2 separate regions of the Mus musculus genome follow, and region 2 is linked to region 1. Evidence: chromatin loops called from intact Hi-C (ENCODE). Cell type or tissue: left cerebral cortex. All regions are shown on one strand. Links, peaks and the distances in the headings refer to the core of each region. The heading gives the core; the rest is flanking DNA.

The links. A loop is a pair of places that touch in the nucleus more often than their neighbours do. Peaks named below come from ENCODE experiments on the same cell type or tissue, not always from the same donor. Only the 100,000 strongest peaks of a DNase experiment are listed, where the experiment ranks them.
Region 2: it touches region 1 in a loop (8-fold over the local background); 41 of 42 quality-filtered maps call a loop at or near these places.

What each region holds. Positions count from the first base shown.
Region 1 is chr7:97,740,752-97,749,620 of GRCm38, reverse strand. No RefSeq gene overlaps it. Among named protein-coding and RNA genes, the nearest start is that of Aqp11, 6.9 kb to the right of the region's middle. In left cerebral cortex, for the core only: CTCF peaks have their summits at 1,375 (motif pointing left), 3,929 and 4,129 (motif pointing left); a DNase peak (open chromatin) is centred at 4,138; H3K4me3 peaks cover 82 bases.
Region 2 is chr7:97,973,533-97,982,401 of GRCm38, reverse strand. It overlaps Gdpd4 (glycerophosphodiester phosphodiesterase domain containing 4), which reads right to left. Exons shown (of 18, transcript NM_177696.3): 9 at 8,361-8,506; 10 at 7,939-8,021. Among named protein-coding and RNA genes, the nearest start is that of Gdpd4, 58 kb to the right of the region's middle. In left cerebral cortex, for the core only: a CTCF peak has its summit at 4,725 (motif pointing right); a DNase peak (open chromatin) is centred at 4,744.

The DNA of each region.
Region 1 (8,869 bases), core at 1,348-6,347:
TTAGTTTTAAAAAATCTCTTTAAAACTCATCTTTTTATTCTTAAACAGTCATACATTTGCATAAAGTACTTTCTCGGACCCGCCCCCTCCACCCCTTCCCGCCCTCCTACTGCCTGTTGACTGCTTTCATCTTCCCAAGTCCCTCCGGTACTTCTGAGCCTTTTTGTTTGCTTTACTTTGGGTCTGGAGCCACGCTGTGTTCAGTCAGGGTTGCTTGCAGGAGCACGGGGCGGGGTTGTGGACCATGCACAACTAACCAGTGTCAACACCCCTGAAAAAACACGACTTGCTCTCCCCAGTCCCTTCTAATTTCCTTTAAGATCTATGTCTTTTACTTTATGTGTATGAGTGTCCTGTCTGCATGTGTGCCGAGGCGGTCAGACAATGGATCAGGTCCTCTAGAACCGGGGTTACCGGTGGTTGTGAGCAACCACTGTGTGCTGGGAACCTAGGTTCTCCTCTGAGCCATCTCCCCAGCCCTAGTTAGATACTTAGAAAGAGGATCTCACTGTGTAACTCTGGCTGGCCTGAAATTCACAGAGCTCTTCCTGTCTCTATTTCCTGAGTGCTGGAACCAAAGGCTTGCGCCCACACTGAGCTCCTTTTACTTTTACTTTCTAAATTAGAGAACGTGGACGCTGCTTCACAAAGTGTCCCGCTACAGCCGTGCACACAGGAGAGTTCCCCCAACAATGTACACAATCCCAGTCTCCAGGTCTTTGAGTTCTGTTGGAAACAAAACAAAACAAAACAAAAACAAAAACAAACCACCACCACCCCACAACAACAATAACAAAAAAACCACAAATGCCTTCCCCTGCACCCATAGGCCCGAGACAGAGCTTGGCAGGGATGCAGTGTGGCTGGCTTCCCCAAGGGTGCACAAGCTCTAGATCCAGAAGGAGGAGGCATTGTGCAGAAGAGCCCGGAGCAGCAGCCAGGCTTCCTTCGCACCAGCAACATCCCTGCTCCTCAAAGTTGTGACAGCCGGGAGTGGGGGTGGGTGGGTATGAGGGACTTTTGGTATAGCATTGGAAATGTAAATGAGCTAAATACCTAATAAAAAATGGAAATAAATAAATAAATAAATAAATAAATAAATAAATAAGTTGTGACAGCCTTCCCCAGGCCCAGGCTCACTAAGTTTTGGAGGCTACAAGGTAGCAGTCACCATAAAATCAACAGTAGTGTTCTCCGTCAAGCCGTGCAAACAGAAGAGGTTCTCCCAACGCGGGTGGATCCTGACCACCGGCCTCTGGCGGGACAGAATGTTCTGGTGGCCAGGCCGCAGAGAAAAGTCTGGCTTTGTGTTGTACAAGGAGGAAAATTCCTACTGCGGTTGGACGCAGCTCACTCTGAGCTAGGGTATCGCCTGCCACCTAGCGGCTCGCTCGCGGAAGAGGGCATGTTTCCACGAAAGCAAGGCCAAAAAGTTCGGTTCACGTTTTTTTTTTTGTTTGTTTGTTTTGTTTTGTTTTGTTTTTTTGTTTGTTTGTTTGTTTTTTTTAACACCTCCCGGGCTGCCAGGATCCCCCTTCTCAGGACAATGCCAAGGCTGGAGCCTTACAAAATACCGAGTACTAGTGTCTTTTTAGTATAGTTCGTCACTCTCCCACAGCTCCACCTGCTAGAAAGAAATGCAGAGAGAGCAGCGAGAGGAAGCTCCCGTTCAGCCATGGAAAGAGATCAAGTCACATACAGGACTAATGTGGGTGACAGAGACCATGGAACTGGAGTCAGTAAAGAGATCCTGGAAGGCGTGCGCGTGTGCGTGTGTGTGTGTGTGTGTGTGTGTGTGTGTGTGTGTGTACACGCACGCTTTTATTTTGTTTTGTTTTTAACTCCTAAAACTATTATTTCATTATGTTCATTATGTTTTTATGTGTATGGGTATTTGCCTGCATATATGTCTTGTGTATCAGATGTGTGCCTGGTGCCCTTGGAGGCCAGAAGAGGGCATCTGACCTCTTGAAACTGGAATTACAGATAATTGTGAGCCGTCATGTGAGTTCTGGGAATCAACCCCAAATCCTCTGTAAGAGCAGCCATTGCTCTTAACTGCTGAGTTCTCTCTCCACTGAATGCAGGCACCTCCTTATCTCTGAGTTATGACTGGTTCTGTAAGATGGGGAAGGTGGATGGTGGTGAATACAGCCCAAAAGCCTGGGTTTTCAGAGTCGGCCTTCATCCAGCACTGTACTGGCTTCTCTGGCTGGAACTCGGCTAGCCTCCTGGATTCTCTGAACAGTGGCTTCTGCCTCTTGCTTCACCTTTGACCTTCCTCTGCTTTCCACAGGGCCCTCACACCTCCCATGAATGCTGATATATTCAAGTAACGTGTTCTGTGGTTTACTCAGTGTTTGGCACATGATAAGCACTGGAGTCACAGCTTGTACTGCTGTGGGTTAGACAACAGATGGACCTGGCCTGGAGGCTCAGCAGAGAACCAGGGACTGCTCTGTGCACTAAGTCAGCCCAAGGCTTTGAGTCGGCCATTTTTGTTTGCATTCTTAATTTTGTGTCACTGGATAAACTGTGTCCATCCTTTGAGCCTCCTCAGCATGTCAGGATAGAAGAATATTCCTCTATCCTGCATTCATAGTAGAGCCATCTAGGGAAGTAGTTCTCACCCTGTGGGTCTCGACCCCTCTGGATTTCCATACCATACATCCTACGTATCAGATATTTACATTATGGTTCACAACAGTAGCAAAATTACACTTATGAAGTAGCCGGAAGTAGCCACAGAAATAATTTTGTGGTGGGGGTGTGTGTCACCATAATATTAAAGGGTTACAACTCCAAGGAAGAAAGGAAACATAGCTCATAGCTTATATACATAAGGCCACAGCTTCCATCCCAGCACCTAAGAACCAAAACAAAAAGCTAAGAATTCTCTCACACCCCATACCCACTAAATCAGAGCCTCTGGGACTGGGACCAGATAAATTGCAGGTTTTTTTTAAAGCTTCCCACGTGATTCCAAAGTACATCCAAGGTTGAGGAACAATAGATGGGCTAATCGTTGAGGCTCTCAAATGATAGAAAAAAAAAACCCCAATAAACAAAAATCACATGAGTAATTACTAAAGATGCAGCCATTGCTCGTTGAGTAATAAGACAAATACTGCATCAAGAGTTCTGAGTGCGGTGTGCAACATGCCCAATTAACCTAGGGAATTGAGAGTGTGGCTGTATATGTGTGTGCACGCACACATGCGCACACTGTAGTGCGCCTGTGGAGAGCCGAGAACAGCTCCATGGAGTCTGTTCTCTCCTTTCACCTGATGAGCACTCAGGAGATCAAATTCAGGTGGCCAGTCTTTGAGGTAAGCAGCTTCCCGGGGAACCCCTGTCCCAAGGGGTGTGCGGGAGCTCTGGGCGTTCAGGCCTCCATCGTGTCCTGAGCGGAGAGTCAGTGGCCATGGCTTATTCTGTGTCAGTCTCTCATGACATTGAAAGACATTTGTGTTTTGTTTACTCCTGCTTGCTTGGTGTCAAATGTCAAGATGCTAAAACTTACAACAGTGTCAACTATTTCTGTGAACTGTTTCAGACCAACTAGTTCTGGTAAAAAAAAAAAAAAATCAAAGATAGACTATAACTGATAAATTTTTAGCATTGTTTTTGTTTTGGCTTTTTAAAAAAACATTTATATTTATTTATGGTATGTGTTAGTGTGCTTGCCTATCTGTCTGTCTGAGTGCATGTAAGGGGGGTGGGAGGGCTGGGGGGCAGTCAGCTACCAGAAGAGAGTGTTGGATTCCCTGCAGCTGGTGTTACAGGCGATTGTGAGATGCCTAGTGTGGGTGCAAGGAGCCAGACTCCGGTCTCTGCGAGAGAACCACACGAACGCTCTTAACTGTTGAGCCAGCGGTTCTCTGCCTTGCTTTGGCAGGGTCTTGTTGTGTGTCCCTGGATGGCCTGGAATTCATTATGTAGACCAGGATGACCTTGTGGCATATCTTTGACCTCTGCCTTCTGAATGCTGGAGTTACAGCATTGTATCCCGTTTATTTACTACATTTATACTGGAAAAAAAAAACAAAGCAAACAAACAAAAAAACAAACAAAAAAAACCTGTGTGGCCACTGAAGGAATGAGTGTGTGTGCTGCCACCTTGTGGTAGAATGTGCCACACACAGTCCTACCTAAGAAGGCTGGCTGGTAATTGGCCCTGGGGCCTGACCATGTTTCTGTGGCCTCTGTATCCTTAGCACCCGTTTTGTTTTTCCTAATACGAAGCAAAAGGAATTGATATCAGTAGCATGAGAAAGACAAGATATCAAGACTCAACTCTAATGCAATACAGCTTTGTTCCCTTTCCTTGTGTTTACTGATGGCCCGTGCCCATTGTCAAGGTACTATACTATCCACGGTAAAAAGTGTGTGTGCGAGTGCGTGCATGCGTGCGTGTGCGTGTTCGTGTATTCAAGGGCACTCACGTCACAGCACATGTGTGGAGGTTAAAGAACAACTCTCTTGAGTCATTTCTCTCCTCTCAGTTTACGTGGATTATAGGGATCAACTAGGGTCACCAGCTTACCAATTTTGATACAAGCCTTTTACCCATTGAGCCATCTTGTAGGCCCTGAGGTTTTTGTTTGTTTGTTTGTTTGTTTGTTTTTATTTTGTTTTAATGGGGACAATACTTACCTCATGGTATTGTGTGGTGGTTTTGTTTGTTTTTCTTTTTGAAGTGCCGTGGGTCACACCCAGGGCCTTATGTGTGTTGGGCAAATGTTTTACCACTGAGCTGTACCCCAACCCTCACGGGGTTGTTATAAAGGTAGAAGACATAGCTAAATTCTGGAAAGTTGTTAGCATGTGATAAATGTGACCAGGGATGATTCAGACCTTGCTGCCACTGTGAATGAGACCACCTGGATGGTTCTATTGTTCTGTCACCTGCCACTGCTCTTCTCTAAGACACCGCTTCTGCTGAGAGGTTGAACCTGTCTTCCTGAGAGAGCTGACAGCCTGTGGAACTGGCGACCTAATGCTAACAGCTCTGGCAGACTAGTGCTAACAACTTAGCAACAAAGCATCAAGAAGCCTGGCTTGGCAGGGAGATGGGCCTCCTCCCTTTATAAGCACAGACTCTTAGTAATTATTGGGCCTTGATCTGAAATCTCAGGAACCCAGTTCGTGTGGCCGAGGGCGGCTACAACCTGTACTGTCACAGCACTGACGTGAACACCTCCCACTGGGCTTTGCTGTGCTGTCCCAGTGCATAGGGCACTGTGTGTCCGTTCCCCAGGTTCTGCTCATGTCCCATCTCTGACCGTTTCCTGCATTCCCTGGTGGACCACCAGACCTCTTCTCTCTGCCTCAGTGTCCCCTGTACTTTTCCTTGTTCTTCTCCACCTACCCTCCTCCTCCCAGTCGCCACTCCCTTAGCCTGAGAGTCCCCTCACAAACTTCGGTGTCAGCATTTTCCTTACCTTCTTGGTTTCCACATGACCGTACAACAGCACCAACACAAACCGAAGTCACTCTTTAGCTGCGACAGTAGTCAGCTTAAAGAACAAAACATAAGAGCCCCCCCACCCCCCCGCGCGCTCTCCCTGAAATCTTAATGGTATCTCTTCCCTGTCCCTCAGGGGCCCTTTTTGCTGTTGTTGTCACTGTAATTTTACATGTTGTTGTTTGAGACAGGTTCTCAATATGACCCCTTGGCCAGCCTTGAGCTTGCAAGATCCACTTTGCTGCCTCTGGAGTGCTACTAACTTGGCCTCTTTTGTACTCTATTTTAACTTTCTGATCTGTCTTCTATAGTATAAAAGAACAAAGAAGGTCTTTGATGTTGTTTCACTAAAGCTAAGATGTCTTAGTTATTAATGTCACTCTGGAGGGGTGATAGTGATTTCCTGGCTCTGAAAAGAGAAAGATTGATTTAGTTGCTGTAAAATGTTCAACATCAGGTGTGATTTGTGACCCCTTCGGAGAGTAGAATGAATGACCCTTTCACAGGGGTTGGCCTAAGACCATGGGAAGGCACAGACATTTATATTACGGTTCATAACAGTAGCAAAATTACAGTTACAAAGTAGCAACAAAAATAATTTTATGGTTGGGGTCCCCACAACAGTATTAAAGGGTCACAGCATTAGGAAGGTTGAGAACCACTGCTCTAAAGGTTTATGCTATACAGACAAATATATCCACGTCTTTCCACGATGTCAGAATTTGTTAAATAACAATAAATGCACAAGATTTTTGTTGATTTTGTTGGCTACAATTTGCCAAGTAGCCTGAATTTCTCTTGATAGCTGGCTGTTGGCAAACAAGAGGTTTTTTTTTTTTTTATTCCACATATTTACTTATTTTTGAAACCGTGTCTCATGTAGCCAAAGATGACCTTCAACTTGTGATACTTCTACTTCAAGTGCTGGGATTATAGTTGTGGTATACAGTTATATACCACCATGCCTGTTATACTTGAAATTAATTACTCCTACAAACTCTCAAATCATACATTAAACATCGCAGTGATTGTATCTATATCTGTGTATATACATAGGTTATAACATGGGCTGGAAAGGGGTTTAAAGGACCTCAGTTCATCAAAGGGTTCCAAGAGGCCTTACTAGAAGCAGAGGCAGAGAGCTGATACAGGCAGTCACGGGAGGGGGTTAGACTACACACCCACCTGGAGAGCTCATGGTAGCACACAACGCCACAAAGCTGAGCCGCCCAGAAGCAGAAGCATGGAGGACAGGTACAGGACTAGGTGCAGAGAGATGAGCAGATGGAGAGGTGGACAGACAGCAATACTAGTGGGCTGCATCAAGCAGTGGCTACCAAGTTGAGGGGAAGTTTGAGACAGTAAGGAGCAAGGAGCTCTCTGCCTGTCAGTCCCTGGTCCCGTACACCAAGCAGTTAGATGACAGGTTGACAGGGCTGTTGTTACTGATGTGTTCAGTGCCCTCTGGTAAGTCCTAGTTTATATGGTTCTAAAGACTTATTTCTGAGTATTGTGTGTGTGTCCTTTGTGTGCAGGAGCCCATGGAGAGCAGAAGAGGGTCTGGGAAGCCCTAGACCTGGAGTTACAGGTAGTGTTGAGCTCTGACTACTGAGCCATCTCTCCAGCTCTCTAATATGGTTTTACTATGCCCATGGGCTAATATGTTTCCACTTTGTTTATAGTTGACATCTTTTAAGAAGAAATTATTAGGCTGGGTGTGGTAGCACACACCTTTAATCCCAGCACTCAGGAGGCAGAGGCAGGTAGATCTGTGTGAGTTTGAGGTCAGCCTGGTCTATAACAGTTCCAGGACAGCCAGCTACGTAAGAGAGAAAAAATGAAAAAAGAATAAATGTTTAGAGGCCAGAGCAATGGCTCAGTGGTAAAGTGTTACTTCCTGTTCTTACTGGGATGTGGGTTTAATTCCCAGGACCCACACAGAGGCTTACAACCATCCACACCTCCCACTCCAGGGATCTGATGCCTCCTACAGGCAGGCAAGCATTCATCGACATAACATAAAGATAAATATTTTAAAGAAAGGCTTATCAGTGTGTGCCTCATGGTTGTTGCTGGACAGGTCTGTGGATATGAGGTTCAGAGCCATTCACTTCTCTATTTGCCCTCAAAATGGAGCCCAATGGAGCTTAGAGATGCAGCCACCCAGGACAAAGCACAGCCTGAAAGCCATTGTTTTACCCAGCAGGGAATAGCTCAGAACAGGGCTCAGCCTCACAGGCACCATTTGCTTGGCTCTTGCTTCCTAACTGAAGCAATGTCCTAAGTCTACTTAATGACAATGCATATTGTGATGATTTTTAAAGCCTTATCAAAGTTCAAAAGACAGATTTTCTATCTGGCTCTTACTAACAAAACTGACTTATTAGCACAGCAGGAAATGGACACACATGTGTTAACTAATCTCCAATTGAGTTCTGATGAACTAGGATTGGTGAAAGGGTCACACTCACAGGACTGGTTTTAAAGCAATCTCTCCAAACAGTAATGGCTAAGAAATGGCTTTAACTTACCTTAGATTCTTTTGCTTGACATAGACAAAGAGAAAGGGCTTCATTTCTCTACAAACTTTATATTTTATGAAATAACTTTTTTTTTTTTTGACTATTGGCACCACAGAAATCTTAGCATTAAAAAGGAATTTTCCTTCAAATTTGAGGCAATCCTACCTCGGGCACCAGCATGGTAGGGTAACAGATGCGAGCTACAGTCTGGGAATCTTCATAAGGTTATAAAAGGGACAGTTGAGCCTGGGAAATGAGACTGGACTGTGCAGAAGGTCACCCACCTGACTGTGCTGCCCTGCCCTCTCAGCTCTAGGAAATAGATGGACTTGTGGGTGACAGAGCCATGTGGGACAAGACTGAGGCAGGATGGTGCTTAGTCACCCCCGAACTAAGGCAAGCGTTGCGACATACATCAGCTCAGAACACTGCTAGGCTCAAGGTCAGGGGAGCCCCGGCAGCTGTTCCCACTCTGCTCACTGCGGGCCACCCACGTGGGTGAATTCTTAGGAGTGCGGTGTTGTCATGAACTCTTGGACCCAGGCGGTCAGAACACGGGGTTTCAATTTCAAGCTACTCACTAAGCACGTTTTGCTCTGTGCTGGGCTCTGTGCTAAGGGGTTGGTTACCATGATTTCTGAAGCCAATCAGGTGGGAGAGACAGAGCTCCACACTGCTGACTGGAGAAGCCTGGGGCCTTCTTTCCAGAGACTCCCACGAGACAACGCTGGAATTATTTAGGGGCAGTGGTGAAGGATTTCTCTATGTAGACCAGGTTGACCTTGAACTCAGAGATCTGCCTGCCTTTGCAGAGATTGGGATGTGTGCTACCGGGGCTGGAGAGATGACTCAGTAGTTAAGAGCACTGACTGCTCTTCCT
Region 2 (8,869 bases), core at 1,710-6,709, 230 kb before region 1:
CTAAAACAAATTCCCGATTTCTCTACTTCCTAGTTGTTCTGTAGAATCCCTAACTTTATTACACTCTCTCTTTCTTTCTCATTAAAATAATCACCAAGAGAATATCTAAAATGGTCATGAGGTATTGAGAGGCTGTTTAGCTTGTCACAGCTATAAAACAGGACAAAATAAAGGGAGTAACTATTAGTCAAAGGACAGCTGGGACTGCAGTATTCTACTTCTGATAAGAGGGAAGCAATTAACTAATCTGTAACATTACACAAGCTACATTCCTGATATTAGTAGAGTTTTGTACAAGAAGGGTGAGCCCAAAGGGACCTAGCCTTCTTGCTGCAATGAGAAGAAAGAGATCAGAGTAGGAAAAGAAAATTGCAATGTATTGAAGAGTCCCATAGAGGATGGAGCTATGCCAAAACAAAGAATAGCTCCTGAGCAGTGCACACAGAGATCTTAAGTCTTACAAAGTGTCAGTCGGCACACAGGAAACTTTTTGGAGCTTAGCAAGAACAACTTTCGGGCTGGTGGCACAGCTCAGTGGAAAAGGTATTCACTGCCCAGCCTGCCAACCTAAGTTCAATCCCCACAACCCATATGGTAGACGGAGAAAACCGGCTGTCCTCTGACCTCTAGATGTGTGTCCATGCACATGCATACATAAACATGCAAGTAAATAAATGCAATAGAAACTTTAGACAAACAACTTTCAAGAAAAGAAAAATTATCAGAATCCCCCAAATGGCAGAACTCACATGAGGTGTGAGTCAGTCGATTCCATTCAACAAGAGAGGAGAGACCTCAGTAATTGCATGGGTATTCGTTACAGATTCGAGAAAGACATACCTTAGAAATGAAGATAACTTAGACCTAGAACAGTGTACATCCACTTAAGTACCTCCATAAGAGTGCTTAAGACCTCTTCAGAGGATCAAACTAGTTAGAAGTACTTCTACTTCATCGACCTGCTAGAAAAAGCCCAACATTCTTTAGGGAAACAACAAAAGTAGCCCCCATCCATGTAAAATTACAATGTCTAGCATGTAATAAAAACTTTGAGATGTAAAGATCCAAGAATATGTCCATATATGCCAGTGAGCTTCTTTGACAGAGACAAACTAAAAAATAACAGTGGATAGGATTAGACAAGGACACTAGATAGTATGGAATAATATTATAAATTTGCAACTAACATGCAAAGTAAACATGAATATAAAATATTTCTGTAGAGCCAACTTTGGTGGGATAAAACATGCAGGAGGTTGAAGCAGGTGATGTCTAGTTTAAACCTTGTCTACAGGTAGTGTGTGTGTGTGTGTTATAAGAAGAAATTGAAATTCTGGTGATGAAAACTATAGTAATTAGATAAAAATCCTGCTGGATAAAATTTACAACTATGGTTGGAGAGTGGCCCAGTTGGTAAAGTACTTGCTATGCAAGCATGAGAACCTAAGTTAAGATCCTAGCACCCACATAAAACCTGGACACAGCACACATTTGTAACTCCAGCACTAGGAAGTAGAGACAGGTAGATCTTGAGGGCTCCCTGGCCATCCATTCTAATCTAGATAATGAGATCCAAGTTCAATGAGAGATTCTGTGTGAGGCAGGGGTGCAAAGAATGAGAGAGAAAGGTATGCCAATGCCAACTTCTGCTCTCTACATGTGCCCACACATATGAACACTTCTATTACTGCCACACACAAATATGTAACAGGTCATTCAAAGAGCAGGGGATTTGAAAATGGAGCAATACACTGAAACACAGAACCCAGAAGCTCTGGCCCTCAAAGCCAGGAATGGCTTATCATTCAGCTCCCGAGTTCTAGGAATAAAACATGAGCCACCACACCTGGCTATCCATGCTATTTTTATTACCATAGCATAGTAATAGATTTTGAAGATCCATAGTATAATTCCTTCTAGTTTGTTCTTTTTCCTCCAAACTGTTGTTTATGGTTTTTTAGTAGTCTCATACAATTTTAAAACTCTTTTTTCTAGGTCTGTGAAAACTGTCATTGATCTGTTGACAAGGATCACACAAATCCATAGAGTCCTTTGGGTACTATGGATGTTTTAATAGCACAGAGTCTCCCATTTCACAAATCTAGGACATGTTTATGTTTTGTGTGTCTTTCCATTTCTTCACCAATGTTCTATAGGTTTTAGGGGACTGAGATCTTTTATCTTTTCAAACATATTCCCAAGTGTTATATTGCTTTGCATCTAGTATAAATGAAAATGTTTTCTTGATTTTGTTTGTTTGTTTGTTTGAGAGAGGGTCTTACTATGTAGTGCAAGGTGACCTTGAACTCATGATTCTCCTACCTCTGCCTTTCAAGGCTGGGATTTTAAGTATGTATTACCATGCCCAGATCTTGATGTCACATTTCTTTTGTGTGTGTGTGAGTGTGTGTATGTGTGTGTGCGCACAAGTAAGTCATCCCATGCATTCATGTGTGGATGGCAGAGGTTGGTGTCAGGTATCTTCCTCTATCTCTTTCCATCTTACTCATTGAAATAGGGTCTCTTACAAAAACCTGGAGATCACCAACTAGCAAGACCTGCTAGCACATGGGAACCTTCCTATCTCTGTTCCCTCAGCATTGGGGATACAAATGTGTGATACCATGTCTAGCTTTTATTTGGGTGCTGGAAATTAGAGCTTTGGTCTTCATGCTTACACAACAAACACTTTACCTATTCCAGCCCCCACCTCTTGATTTCTACCTATCTTGATTTCTATCTCTTGATAACTGACCACTTACTAGCCATAGCAATGCTACTATTGATTGAGTGTGGTGCTAGGAACCCCACAATTGGACCTAGGACCTCACAAATACAAACTCTCAGTATTACAGATTTCTGTGTGCTGAGTTTGTATTTTGCAATTTTGTGGAAGAAAGGAAGGTAGTTAGAAAAAATACATAATATGCTTTCTATTTTTAAAAATGTGTTAAGATTTGTTTTATGTCTTATCATATGATTTATGATTTATCTTAAATGTTGTTGTGTTGAATGTGTTGTTAAGAAGAATCTATGTTCTGAAGCTATTTGATATCATGTTCTATAGATGTCTGTTGGGAACATTTGGTGTTGAGCACAACTTAACTCTGTCATTTCTTTATTGACTCTCTCTGGATTATCATCCATTGTTGGTAATGCAAACTAGAATTCTTACTATTATGGTATTGGTGTCTATATATACCTTTAGGCCTATTAATATTTGTCTTATTATTTGGGCTGGTCCTCCGACATCAGTCAATTATTAGTTGAGGAAATGCCCTACAGACTGGCCTCCAGGCCAATCCTATGAAAATGATTTCTCAATTAAATCCCATCTTCCAAGTTATGTCTAGGTTTATGTCAAGTTGTGGCAACCCAACTTTCACAAAGACAAATGCTAGTATCTCCATTTTTTCTGCTTTCTGGCTCAGGATAAAGTAGCCAGCTCTACTGTGTTCTCCCTGTCATCATGGATGGAATCCCCCCATAACAGTGAGTCCCAAACCAAATCTTTCCTTCTCCAGGCCACTTGGGCCAGGTATTGGTCTCAGTGATGAGGAAAGCAACTAATACATTCACATTGGCTGTGATCAAAGTGGTTCCGTGGAGAACCTTTAACTCCTAGAACTCACATGCACCTCTCCTGGTCCACAACGATATGTCTGTCTGTCTTAGGTACTCAGGGAACACTTGTTGTGATCGTTGTGTGGCTCCAGAAAGACCACACCAGACCAAACAGTTCCACTTGAGGTTTATTGAGAGAGAAAAGGGCAAGGTGGCAGCAGAAAGGGAAGGGGGAAAGAAAGAGGGAGATCAGAGGGGTCTTCCTTTTAAATATAGATATTGACGTAGCCACAGGTAATGATGGGAGGTGAGTCAAGTGGATTCTGGGAATACGATGGCTGTTGCCTTGGCAAAGGGTGTGTGGGTCACGCTGTTGCCTAGATGTGATGTCAGGGGTCCTGATACCAACACTTATTACTTTGAGGATATCCTTTTTGCCTTTTGAAAGTTTGACATCGTCATGCTTTGGGGCAGGTTTTGTTGAGTGATTAGTGACCTCTGACTTTCCTGTCCCTGGATATTTGTTTCCTCCTGAGGATTTGGAAGTTTCCATTTTCATCACTAACTTTCTGACGAGTTGCATATCCACGTGGAATTACTAAATCCCTCTTGAAACCCAACAGATTGAATCTTTGCTCTTCTAATTCTACTCTAAAGCTGTTCAAGTATTCTTCATGCTTTATATTCTTTTTTCTCTCCAATTATGGTTTCAAATAGCCTGTTTCTGAGTTCATTACTTCTTTCCTGTATTGGTCTCTTCTATCTCCTAGATTTTTAATGACTTACTGTGTCATTTCAGCTCAACTAAGCTTTATTTTTAAAAAATGCTTCCATTGCTGTCAAGTTTCTCTGAGTACTGAATCATTCTGTTTTCTTTTGAAGGTCATCAAGTTTCTTTAAAACGTCTTAAGTTCACTATCAAAGACTATACTAGTTACCATTTGTTCACCTCCTGGTACCTTATTTCAACTGTCAGGTGAGGTTATAGTTCCATGAACATCCCTGATGCTTATTAGTGTGTGATGTAGTTGCTTCAGTTTTTGTACTCTGGCTTTGTGCTTACTTTTCTAGAAAGTCTATGCAGGCTATGTGTTTTCTGTTGGTCTATAGTAATTTCTGCAGCCATGTGTGCTGGAGTCACTGCAGGAGCACTGCCACTGTTTCAGCACTAGAGGGTGGTCCAAGCCCACGCTTACTTCAAATCCCCAGATGCTAATTTGCTCATGGAGTGAACTAGAGAAGTATCTAAACCTCTGCAGAGAGTTATATTAGTCTGAACAATTTCACCCACAGTCACCAGGAGGTATTTAGACACTGAAGACTCTGCCCTCTCTGGATATAAGTACCATGGAGGGACCAGCCCCAGGCCTCTATGCCATTCTAATATAGGGCCACCAAAACTGCAACACTGTCACACTCACAGCAGACAGACTGTCAAGAATTGAATTCTACACTGTTGTTGACTGCCTACTGCTAACTCATAGCCAGAGTCTGCTGCAATCAGTCACAGGTGGCACTGGGAAGGAAAAAAAAAAACCAATAAACCAGGGCTGTTGTAGAGGGCCTTTCCACAGATAGGCCTGAGGACAGGGACTGTTAGGGTTCTGACCAGTGTGAGGTTTCATACATCCAGTATTAATCTCCAAGGCAAAGTCCTATGCTTGTTACCACATCCTCTCCACAGCATAGTCTTGCTATCCAAGTTGGGATAGTGTTAATGTACTCCATCCCAACTTACGATCCAGCCTTGGTGGCTCACCTCTGGTAGTACAGCTTTCTCTGCCCCGTACTTGCAGATGGACCCCTCTACATCTGCCCTGTCACCAGTGACGTGTACTCAAAAGCTAATAAGTCATAACTGAGTTTTCCATTAGGACCTGCAAAGCTTCAGGGGTATATCCAGGCTCGCACTACAGCTGCTGGTGAATCAAGCCAGAAGACAAATGTATCCCACTGGGATATAGATCTAGGGAAATTCTAAAATCTCCATCTCTGAGGACTAGCCGAGGAATACCTGTGCTGCCCAAGGCTTGGCAACAGGTAGCACAGGAAGTCTTTAAGCTGCCAAGGCTGATGCACTTGAATCTCACAGGGCCCTGCATGGGCTGGGTGTTTGGGAGTGGGAGTGAACAAGCCCAACCCAAGGCTGATAATGGACTGGGCCAAAACTTGAGTCTGTCCGGATTCTGAGGTCTCTCTGACTGAGGCTCAAGCATACCTAGAGGCTCTGTCTAAGACCTCAGCAGGATGGGTGTTTAGTTTCTACCTGACGCAGGTCTTCTCCAAAGTAGGCAAAGTCCTGTGGTAGCTTTTGTGCTTTGCTCCCAGAAAGTAGAATCTTGCTTTCTTCTCTGCTAGTCAACATTGGGAGAGAGGTGGTAGAGGTAATCCGGTAGCTAGTTAACACAATTCTAGTAGTTCAGTAGTCATGAGTGTTGGTCTGAGGACAGGGTCTACAGGCACCTGACAGGCCTGACGTTGGATTTGAGGTCTAAGTCCTGTACTTGATTCTCTCCTCCCATCACTCCCTCTTCTCTCTCCATGCTTCTGAGAATTGAAGGAAGGCTGATTGGCAATTCTTTTCTTCCTGCTTCTTCAATAAATCCTTCCTTATTATTTTACTAAAACCAGGCAGTATGGTCCCTTCCCTGGCTTTCTTGGCTCTTGTAAATGAATAGCTGTTCAAAAGGGTATGTCTATGGTAAGATTATCATTAGAGGATTTGAATCAGATTTGCCATCTTGCTCTCTCCTAAGACATTCAGATAGATGAGTAATGCTAGTACTACTCATATTTTCCTAATATCTAATGAAGTTGAAAAGATGTGCACTTATGAACTTGTTACCTGTATATCTTCTAGTATAAAATATCTATACATGGCTTTTTGCTAATTTGCTAAGTGGTTCACTTATTTTTAATAATACTTTACACTACTGTAATGTTTTTTTTTCATTTTAATCTTTGAATTTATTTTCTAGAATTTCTTACATGAGTACTATATTTACATAATTTCCACTACTTTCTGTCCCTGCTCCAACTCCTGTTGTATGCCCTCATTCATGACCTCTACTTCTATAAACATTATTGACATATATAAAAATAAACAAACTAAGTCTATTTGGTGTTGGTCATATATGCATGTGTTTAGGGACCACCTAGGGTTGGGTGACCTATCAAAAAGCTTGTCCCTGGAGAAAACAGATTCTCCCACTCTCAGTGACCATTGATTACCTATAGATAGGTGGGGCCCAAACGCTTCAGAAAGTAAACAAATGAAGTTATAATTACTGAAATATAAAATAGGACTAAGAAGACAAATAGCAAAAAGGCAATAAATTGATGGTTATCAACACACACTTTTTAATAATAACTTTAAATATTAATGGCCTTAATTCTCCAATCAAAAGATCAAAAGTTAGATGAACAGATGGAAAAACAAAATCCATATTTTTGTTATCTATAAGGAACTCTTTTTGTCTTCAAGAACAGGTATCATCTTAGAGGTTACCTTCCAAGGGAAAGTCACATTCTCTCAAATGTGACAACCTGATTTTGATCTCTGGGGTCCACATGATGGAAAGGAAGAACCAACTCCATCCTATGGCCTCGGTTACTACACACCATGGCACACATGTATACATGCTTAAGCAAACAAACAAATACAAAGAAACAAATCAACAACAACAACAAAAATCAATAAGCCACCTAGCCTCTGACACCCTGACTTTCCACTACACATTTATGGGTCTCTGTGACTTGTTTATTGCTCATTAATATACCTTCAAATAGGTTGATGCTTTTGTCTGGAATGACTTCATCTCTGGTTAGTAGAATATTTTCCTTTAAGGTTAACCCACACATAACTTTGAGCATATAGATGATTTCTTTCACAGAATAGGAAGTATCCTTCTCCTTCACTGAGGCTCCCTTGCACTTGATTTAGTCTTCTCTGAAAGGCTTGTTATCACAAATGGCCTTGTTCTGTGCTCACCTGTAACTATGCCACATCTCCTTCACCCCAGGAAGGTACAGATGACTGTATCTCACTCAACTGCGTCTCCTGAACACTCAGAAGGCAGCCTAGAATATAGCAGATATCTAGGGAATGTTAATGAGTAAGTCCTGAGTTTGGGTTAGTGGTTTACACTGGAAAACCACTTGAATTGCATGTGGTTTGTGAGCTTTTGGTAAAGAAGACAGAGGTAAAGGAATATATTTTATAAGGGAGACATGGTTAATATATATGGCATGTGCAAATATGCTATTCAAACATGGAGGAAACTCTTCAAGGCTTATTCTCTTTACACCTTGAGCCAACTGGTCCTATCCCCTGACATTGGACAAATCCCCTCTTCCACTCTACCCTAGTCCTACCTTAAGTATATATCTGTCTCCAGGCCAGAAACATCTAATTCAACAGCCTTCTCAAAGGACATCATGGTATTCTCTGGCGCCAACTATGGAAGAAAGGGGACATTAATCCCTATGCCTTAGAGTCGTTCCTCCCAACATTTCTTTTGTGGTAGGCATAGAGCCTGGGAATGAAAGGGCTTTGAAAAGCAGAGCTTGGTTCCCTGTGCTCTCTTGTCAAAGAGGCCAAACACTGGGCACTGTAAAGAGAAGCTGACCAGGAGTTAGATGACCTCAGTTCAAATACAACATATACAAGTCTTTATTCTTGTTATGCCAAGATTCCTTTTCCTCTCCAGGGTTGCTGATGTTTCTGAGGTTCCCTCCTCTCATCCACAGTACCATACCCACTTACCTTCGTCCAAGCTCAATATTCTCAGACCTACCATGGGTGCACCTCTATGTCCAAAGAGGGTGGGCTTAGGCCCTAAATTCTCCTTCTTCAGAATACAGGGAGAATAAATCCCCAGTGGCATCAAATAAAGGCATAAAAGAATGATCAGGAAGGACAGTCCAGCAGCTATTTGTAGAGCTGAAAAAGTTGGAAGCAGAGACAAGTGGGTAAAAAGGAAGAGGGATGGAGAGCCATTTCAAAAAGCTAACTTCCCAAGGCAGCAGCCAGGCCATGATTTGCTTTTCTATTTCTATTACATCCTCTTTCAGGGGGTTAGATATACATACACAGGATTGTTCAGATATAAGACTTTTTTCAGGGCTGGGTATTGAATCCAGACCACATATTTGCCAGGCAAGTGCTCTACCACTGACCTACATTTCAGACAAAGAAATTATTATTAAGGCAATATTGCTGGAACTTGAAAGTAAAAATGGAAAAACAGTACAGAAGGTGGGTGGGAGGAAGGGAAAGGAGGCTGCACGAGGGAGGGGAGGGAAG